Linked DNA regions of Homo sapiens: region 2 is linked to region 1. Evidence: chromatin loops called from intact Hi-C (ENCODE). Cell type or tissue: endothelial cell of umbilical vein. All regions are shown on one strand. Links, peaks and the distances in the headings refer to the core of each region. The heading gives the core; the rest is flanking DNA.

Region 1 (4,387 bases), core at 314-4,313:
AAAGAAGGGGATGGAGTGAGGGACCTGGAGGGAAGAGGGAGAACATGCAGAAAACACCGGATGCTCTTTATAGCTTCTTCAAAAAACAAAGGCATTAGGGAACACAGGTTTTTATCAGTCTGTTAGGAGGAAGGAGGGAGAAGGGGGAGTAGAGGTTGTGAAGGATGTCTATTCAGATGTCAGAATTAGGTCTGGGGCCCAGTGATAATGACAATAAAGATGGTAATGATGACAACAATAATAGCAGACACTGTGTGCCAAGTGCAGTGCTAAACACAGCACACTAATTATCTCAGGCAGCCTTCTCAGGAACTCTACAGTTTACTATCTTTGTCATCCCAATTTTCAGATTAGAAAACTGAGGCCCACAAAGTAATACCAAATTATACATTTTCTTTTCCTTTTTTTGAGACAGAGTTGCACTCTTGTTGCCCAGGCTGGAGTGCAATGGTGCAATCTCAGCTCTCCGTAACCTCCGTCTCCCGGGTTCAAGTGATTCTCCTGCCTCAGCCTCCTGAGTAGCTGGGATTACAGGCATGCGCCACCACGCCCGGCTAATATTGTATTTTTAGTAGAGATGGGGGGTTTCTCCATGTTGGTCAGGCTGGTCTTGAACTCCTGACCTCAGGTGATCTGCCGGCCTCAGCCTCCCAAAGTGCTGGGATTATAGGCGTGAGCTTACACATTTTCATATGTACACACTCGAATATAAATACAATTGAATGAGGTCAGTGTACACATTGACACTAACTACACAACAACACAAACTAACAACAGTAGGTACCTGAGGAAGGGTGAGTGTGGTCAAGGGGGGAGCTTCAGCTTTTCATTGTATTGCGCGATTTTTTTTACAGTGGGAATGTGTAACCATGCCTGTGACATTTCTTTTAAAAAGTGGGTGATGCTGAAGACTGTGTCCAAGGATCCCAGAACTAATTTGGGGCCACACCTCACACACTGCACATCCCAGGCCTTGACCACGAGGCTGCACAGCCTTTCAAAGGGAGACCCGTGCCTGCCTCATTTTTTTTTTTTTTTTTGAGACGGAGTCTTGCAGTGTTGCCCAGGCTGGAGTGCAGTGGCGCGATATAGGCTCACTGAAAGCTCCACCTCCTGGGTTCACGCCATTCTCCTGCCTCAGCCTCCCGAGTAGCTGGGACTACAGGCGCCCGCCACCACGCCTGGCTAATTTTTTGTATTTTTAGTAGAGACAGGGTTTCACCGTGTTAGCCAGGATGATCTTGATCTCCTGACCTCGTGATCCGCCCGCCTCGGCCTCCCAAAGTGCTGGGATTACAGGCGTGAGCCACCGCGCCTGGCTTTTTTTTTTTTTTGAGACGGAGTCTCACTCTGTCGCCCAAGCTGGAGTGCAGCGGCGCTATCCCAGCTCCCTGCAGCCTCCACCTCCCGGGTTCAAGCGATTCTCCTGCCTCAGCCTCCCGAGTAGCTGGGATTACAGGCATGCGCCACCACACCCGAGTTTTTTTTTTTTTTTTTTTTTTGAGACGGAGTCTTGCTCTGTCGCCCAGGCTGGAGTGCAGTGGCGCGATCTAGGCTCACTGCAACCTCTGCCTCCCGGGTTCAAGCGATTCTCTTGCCTCAGCCTCCCAAGTAGCTGGGATTACAGGCACGCGCCACTATGCCCGGCTAATTTTTTTTTTTTTTTGTATTTTTAGTAGAGACGAGGTTTCACCATGTTGGCCAGTCCTGTCTCCAACTCCTGGCCTCAAGTGATTCGCCCGCCTCGGCCTCCCAAAGTGCTGGGATTACAGGCGTGAGCCCCCGCGCCCGGCCTGCCCCCACACTTGGATGGTAGAGAGGAAGGAGGAAACGACTTCTCAGAGGCGTCGGCCCCTTGCCCTATCCGTCTTCCCTGGGTCTCCTGGGGGATTGGGCCAGCCGGGAGTCCCGGAGCTGGGCAAGTGTCCAGCCCCGGAGCCCGCCCACTGTCACGGAGCGGACTCCCGTCCAATCAGACCCGGGTGATGCCACTCCGGAGATGAGAGTGGCAGGAAATCAAGGTCAAGGCCCTGGTCACAATGGGGCCATTGTCGTTCTCCAGTCAGTTGACTTTCAAGCAGCCGTTCCCCATCCACCCTTCACTCTTTCTCCCACCCCCACCCCCCGCCCCCTGTCAGGAAGTCACCCAAACCTATTGCCTCCGTATTAGACTCTGCCTGAAGGAAGCCGCTTTCTGGATCCTACCCCAGACGCTGGAGGCTGGGCTGCTGCGGCATCGTCTATTAGGTCCACCAGGTGGCGACAGAGCACCACATTTCTGAGTGCAGGGAGGGAGGCCCGGGGCTGGCGGCTCAATCACTGATCAGGGCGTGGGGGAACCCTGCCCTTCCTGTTTTATCCAAGAGAAACAAAAAACCAAGTCAGATTATACTTTCCCTCACCCTTTACTCTGAGGTCACAGGAATCTGGAATCTTAGGGACTCTTCCCTTAGCAAACGGCAAAATGGCCGTGGGTTGCAGCCCTATTTTTTTTCCTTGAATGGGGGTGGAAAACCAAGGGGAAACCTATTTACTCCGGAAGTCACAGCAAGTGGAACCCTGACTGCCTCTCTAGCCTGCATTAATCAATTGGCTGATTGATGGGTTGTGTTAGTGTATAAACGTCACGTCTGAAAGGACTTCCCTGGTCCCCCAGTCTAAATTATGCCTTCCCTGTTCTCCCTCAGAGCCAGCTTTAGTTTTCCTTCTTTGCATGTATCCGTTTGTAACTGGACACATTTGTTTGATTATTTTCCACTAGAATATACTCTGCGAGAGCAGGGACTGGGTCTAGTTTTGTTGCATTAATTTGTCCACTAAGGACAATACAGTAGAGTATCTGGCACATAGTAGGTATTCAGTAATACCTAATACTGATAATATTATAAACATAATAAATGAAGGAGTGCCCAATTGAGCAATGCGGGTGGAGGTGGGCTTCTGGTCCCTGAGAATTCAGCATGTGTGAATTCAGGTAGGCCCACTTAGCAGGCTGCACCTGGCCCAAACTATCACATTAGAGAGGCAGGCCCCAGAGGCAGAAAAGCTTTGAGGTTAAGACATCTGGTCTGGGCTCTAGCCACCTGGCTTCACGATCTCATTGTCCCCTCATGTGGTGGGCGACTTTGCACGCATCAACCTTTCCGAGCTTGTCTCCTCATTTGCAAAATGGGGACAAACATGGCATTTATCTTCTAAGGCCACTGTGAGGGTTCTGAGAGAGAATTCATGGAAGATGCTTAGCCCAGGGCTGGGGACCCAGTAAGCACTCCGGGAATATTCGTCATTACTATTATTACTATTATTGCTGCTGCTGTTGCTGCTACTACTACTACTGCTGCTGCTGCTGCTGTTGGAGAAAGAACCTTCACTGAGGCTGTATAGCCCAAGTGCTCCAGGCAGGTACCAGCTGAGGTGAGGGGTCTGGGGCTGAGAGGATATTCCATTGGTACCTGCCCCTTGGCAGTTCTCTGGGTTTGATTTCTCTTATCAACTGGTCCAGGAAGCTGAGGCTGGTAGGGCCTGTTCCTCTCTCCTGGTGGCAGAGGTCAGATCTGTCTCTGCTGCAATCGCTGCTGGGGGGACATCCTCTTAGCCTTCCTGGGACACTGTGGGCCCAGGCAAGCCCATTAGTTAATTCCTTTGTTTAACAGGCATGGTGCTTTACCAGGTCCTGGGGATGGTGGTGAATAGAGTCATCTTCTCCCTGTTCACAAGAAGCACATGGGGTTGGAGCACAGGGGGAGATGTTAATCAAAGCAAAATGGGGGAAAAGGGCATTTTTTTTTAACTGTGATAGGGGACAGGGCCTGGTCTACGACATTCCCTGAGGAAGTGACTTCTGGACTGGGAGCTGAAGGAGGAGGAAGAGGAGCTATCCAAGAAAATCCCTCCCTTAAAGCAACCAGCCCTGGGGAATGCTGTGATGACCCAACCGGTCCTCAGGCTCTTCCTGGCCCAGTCAAATGGTCAGATGGGAGAAGATTAAAAACCAACACACCCTAAGTACACAGGCTCCTCCTGGGGTCTACTGCCCCCACTAGCGTTACCTGGACACATATACACACAATGTCAAGTCGCAGCCCCTAACCCTGGCCCCAGCCCTGGGGGAAGAGGAAAAGTCTTAGGGAGGTGGCCAGGAGAAGTTGCCATGGGTTCAAAAAGGCCTGGGATGAAGGGATCCTGGGATGACTCCCTGGGGTCAGCATTCTGGGTGGGATAGGGTGCAAACCCGTGGTTCCAGGCAACCAGACGCACCAGCCACCAGCACGTCAGGGGAGCTGAGAGCATAAGCTATGTTATCTGGGTCCTGGGCACGTATCGCAGCTCTAAGGCTTGGCAGCTTTGGCAAATTTCTTCACCTAAGCCTCAGTTTGCTTGCCTATAA
Region 2 (4,342 bases), core at 1-4,000, 310 kb after region 1:
CAGCCAAGGCAGGATGACCCTTGGACCCTGAGGCACGTCACAGGCAAAGTCTGAACATGCAAAGTGGCATAACAGTGGTACCCTCAGCTGCCAGGACCACAGCTGCTGCAGTTCATAAGCCCACAGGGTGTTGCTCTTTCCCCAACTTTATACCCCCTCAGAGCCAGGACCTGTCTAAACCCGCAGACCTGAGAGAGAGTACATGATTTCAGTATGGAGAAGGCAGATGGAGGCCCAGGTTCAAAAGCCTTTCCCCTCATCAACTAATTTAGTAAACCAGTGCCCAGCACCCGGAACTATTCGGTTCCAGCCAGACACACGGACGTCTTCCACCCAAACAGCTGAGGTGGTTGGCATGCACACTCGGCTACACGTGTGTGTGTGTGTGTGTGTGTGTGTGTGAATCCCACTAGGATGTGTGTAGTCAGAGACCTATAGGTGGGAGGGACAGAGAGGCTGCGGGTTGAGAGGGCTTTGGCATCAACAGGGCGTAAGTTCAAATTCCAGCTCTGTGCCGCCTAGCTGTGTGACGTCTCTAGGCCACAGTTTCCTTGCTGGGAAATGGGTGATGTAAATACCTATTCCAAAAGGTTGCTGTGGAGATTATAAAGTACCCAGTGCTGATGCTGGCACGTGATAGATGCCTATTACATGGCTGATTTGATGGTGGTGATGACAATATCCTGTGCCTTGCATCCTTGTATCACACAGCCAGAGTGACAAAAACTAGATGAGAGGGAGTCGATGGAAAAAAATAAAGAACAAATTAAAGTTATTGTATTTATTGTGGGGGTGCTGGGAAAAAGTATCTGCTACAAAAAATTTTAAAAAGGAAAATAATGAACTCAATCCTGCATAAACCTGCAACTCACTGGCCCCTCCCGGCCCCCTTCTGTTGATCTCATCCAGGCCCCTCTGCTGTCTCTGGTTTCGTAGTTGACTTTAAAATTCTCTGAGAGCCAGTTATTCTTCTCTGTGACTTGTGGCTTCTGTAGGATCCCAAATTAACTCCATATGAACTCTTGGGGAACCCATTGACCTTTGTGTGGTCCAGCTTATTGTCCTCGTGTGACCTTTCTGGGGGCTCTAGGTTGCTGTTGCTTTCTAAATTTTAGAGTCAGAAGCCACCCAATGAACCCACCAATCTCTATGTGGCCCTCGGTTGATTCTGAATGACCTCTTGGTGAACTCACCGATCTTTGCATGAGCATCGGGTACCTTCATTATATGCTTTGAATCCTACAGTACCTGCCATATGTGCGGAGAGTCCAAGGCCAGAACCTAACAGAGTTCTTTCCTCACCTGTCATCCACCCATTCATTTCACAGGTATGATTAGGACCCGGGAACACATGTGGCCAGAGAGGCCCCTTCTCCACTCTGCCTCTCAAACCTCTGCCTGGGGAAGCCTTCCCAGTGGCCTTTCAGGAAGAGTCGCAGTCCTGTCAAGCTACTTCCCTACCACCGCCCCGTCGCTGGAACACGTAGGACGACATTCAGGCAGCTTCGCAAGTCAGAGGCTTCATCCCCACTTTCCCAGTTCTTTCTTTTCTCTTCCAGGTCATTTTTTGGCTTCTCTTTCCAGCCCCTCCCAGAGGCCCAAGTGGTAATGGTAACTGCCTGTTCTTCTCCTCACGAAACTGTGAGCCCCACGAGGACAGGCAGCCAAACTTCCTCCCACCACCGTATCCCCATCACCCCGCCCAGCGTGCAGCACACAGTTGGCCCTCATTGAATGAGAGGATGAAGGCGCAAGAGACACCGTCCTCAAGGGGCAACCCCCAGAAGTCCCTGAGCCCGAGGCCACTTCCCAGGACCACCAGGTGGCGCAAACCACTTATTGCATGTCACCAGTCCTGAATTTGAACAGTCCTAGAAAATGGGCATGTTGGAGGCAGCAGTTGTGGGTGGTGAGGATCCATTCGAATGCAGGAAGAACTATTAGAACTTTGACTTAGATTTATTTTCATCTCATCTTTTTTAAATTTCTATTTTTGTGTATGTTTTATAATGTACATAATATTTTAGTACAGTAGTACATGTATATAATTTACAAATAAATAATTATACAATTAAGGAAGTGAACTAAACATTTTTTTACTGATGGGAGGCACAACCCATGCTCAGGAAGCACATCTGTCCACAGCTGCCAGAGCTCCTGGCTCTGCTCTCCACTCACCCGCCCTCGGGAAGTGAAGGGTGGGACACTGACCCCGAAACTCACAGAACTTTTGAGGCAGCATGGGGAAAGTACAGAGAGCTCTTTTGTGGTGCCACATGGCGTTTTCAATTTCATTTAAGTGAACATTTACTTCCTCTGAGCAAAACGAAGGGGCCAGATGGTTTGGGTCTAAAACACACTTCAGCTGATCCAACTTAAATAATCTGAATTTAAATCACTACATCTCTCCACATACTCAATAGCCCCTTGCCTCAAATGTGAGTGGGCCTGTAAAGTTAGATACTTAGTTGCAAGCCTGGCTTATTTTATTAACTAAGTGTGTTACCACTGACGCCAAATTCCTGGCCAAACTACAGTAATCTATTTAAACAATAGAGAGGATTCGCTCTTCATAGCCACACTGAATGTGCCATCACCCCCACCCACTTGTCAGTTGGAGAAATGCAGGGCTTAAAGGTGCTAGCTAATCCGTGATCGTCAAGTGGCAAATTTCTCCACTCTTCCCAGATGTGGCCTTGGCTAAGCCTTTCTGATTCACTAGACAAATGAAAGAAATAGCGACAGAAAAACAATCAATAACTTGTCATTCCACCTTTTCCCACAACCAAGAATTAAGGGCTTCCATAACCGTCCTCCGACAAGCATCTTTGGGCTTGTTGACAAGCAGCCATTTGCGAGACAGAGTGTCTTTTATTCCTATAGCAGTAGATCTGTCCAAGAGGCCACCTCTGGAGCTCAGAGACCTGGCAGCACCAACATAAAGACCCAAATATAAACAGGGCCGTGGTCCCATCCGACTCACACCCCAGGATATCCATGGGACAAACGGGGCGGTGCATACACGCTCTATTTTTTCCAAAAGTATCATCGGTAAGAGCAGTATAAGTCACAGGTCAGCTGGAAGAGGGAAAAACAGGGCAAGGGAGGCCAGCACTGCCTCCCCCTTCCCTCCTAGAGCGTCAGGAATGCCAGGGGGCCAGGTGCAGCCATCCTTCCTAACAGGGGAAGCTCCAAAATAGGCTTTTCCTTTATCTGATTTCATCCTCTAACTGATTCCAGTTCCAAAACCATCTTTCAGGGGTTCCTTATGTATATATTATTCTTATAGATGTATATTTGTGTCTGTATAAAAAGGAGGCAGTGTGATCTCAATGGATGAAAAGAAGTGGATGCACATGTGATGGAGTCAGCTTTACACTGAAAGGGCACAAGCCTGGGTCCCAGATTATTGTGATGTGAGGCAGGAGACCTGGGCATGGTTCTGGAGGCTGCTGGGAGGAGAGGATGGTGCTGGTGGTCGGCAGACCTGCTGCTGGTCAACTCAGAGGAAGGAGGAGGAGAAAGGGTGGGGTTCCAGCTGAGACCTAGAGTCAAGACCTGCCCTCACACACAAAAAAGATGAGGAGAGGAGCTTGATGAGAAGAGAAAGACCTGGGAAGACAACAGCCCTTCCAGCTTCTCCAGCGAGGTGGTGTCTAGAGCATGCACACAACTGGCCTACAAAATGAGGCTCCATGGTGGAGAGGAAAACAAGGGCCAGGGAGAGGGTCTGATGCCCGGAGATGCCCAAGGACGCAAGGAGATCAACGCCACAAACGGCATCTCCATCTCCTGGGCCCACAGGCTTTCTGCACCCCTCTAGCTGCCCATCAACTGACTGGAGCTTGGTCCAAGTGGCCCCTGGCTGGAATTGTGCTCACTGACCCCACTGGAGACATCTGCCCACCCTGGGGTCTGCAAATCCATGTCAGCTAAGTATCAGGCCCAGTGGCATCCTTTGTGGTTTTGCTGCCAGTCACATGGCCCTGGCTGAGGGCAGGGCTTGAATGTGTCTTCCGGAGAGAAGGGTCATCCCCTTCCAGAGTGGCCAGCCGGGCCTCAATCCGCTCCAGATCATCTGAGCCCACTTTGATTTTCATAGCCAGGAGGTGGATATAGGTCTCATAACGGCTTTTCTGGGGAAAGGCCAAACACAAGGTCAAAAGACAACAAAATAGGAAAAAAGTATGTGCACCTTATATGACAAAAGACTAATTTCCTTAATATGCAGAGAGCTTTCACAAATCATTAAAAAGAAGATGAACAGTCCAATTAAAAAATAAACAAGGGACATGCACATAAACTTCATTCATAATTTGAAAAATCCAAATAATTGGCAATG

What was found. Peaks named below come from ENCODE experiments on the same cell type or tissue, not always from the same donor. Only the 100,000 strongest peaks of a DNase experiment are listed, where the experiment ranks them.
Region 2: a loop joins it to region 1, with 10 times the contacts of the local background. A loop is called at or near these places in 7 of 110 quality-filtered maps.

Annotation. Positions count from the first base shown.
Region 1 is chr5:140,155,177-140,159,563 of GRCh38, reverse strand. LOC124901086 (a long non-coding RNA gene) reads left to right here and starts at 2,104. Exons shown (of 4, transcript XR_007058964.1): 1 at 2,104-2,256; 2 at 3,200-3,414. LOC101929719 (a long non-coding RNA gene) reads right to left here and starts at 2,245. Exons shown (of 5, transcript NR_130738.1): 1 at 2,206-2,245. In endothelial cell of umbilical vein, for the core only: a CTCF peak has its summit at 2,266 (motif pointing right); a DNase peak (open chromatin) is centred at 2,263; H3K4me3 peaks cover 315 bases.
Region 2 is chr5:139,842,065-139,846,406 of GRCh38, reverse strand. It overlaps PSD2 (pleckstrin and Sec7 domain containing 2), which reads right to left. Exons shown (of 15, transcript NM_032289.4): 15 at 1,941-4,136. The coding sequence ends at 3,933. Among named protein-coding and RNA genes, the nearest start is that of PSD2, 48 kb to the right of the region's middle. In endothelial cell of umbilical vein, for the core only: a CTCF peak has its summit at 1,820 (motif pointing right); a DNase peak (open chromatin) is centred at 1,846; H3K27me3 peaks cover 450 bases.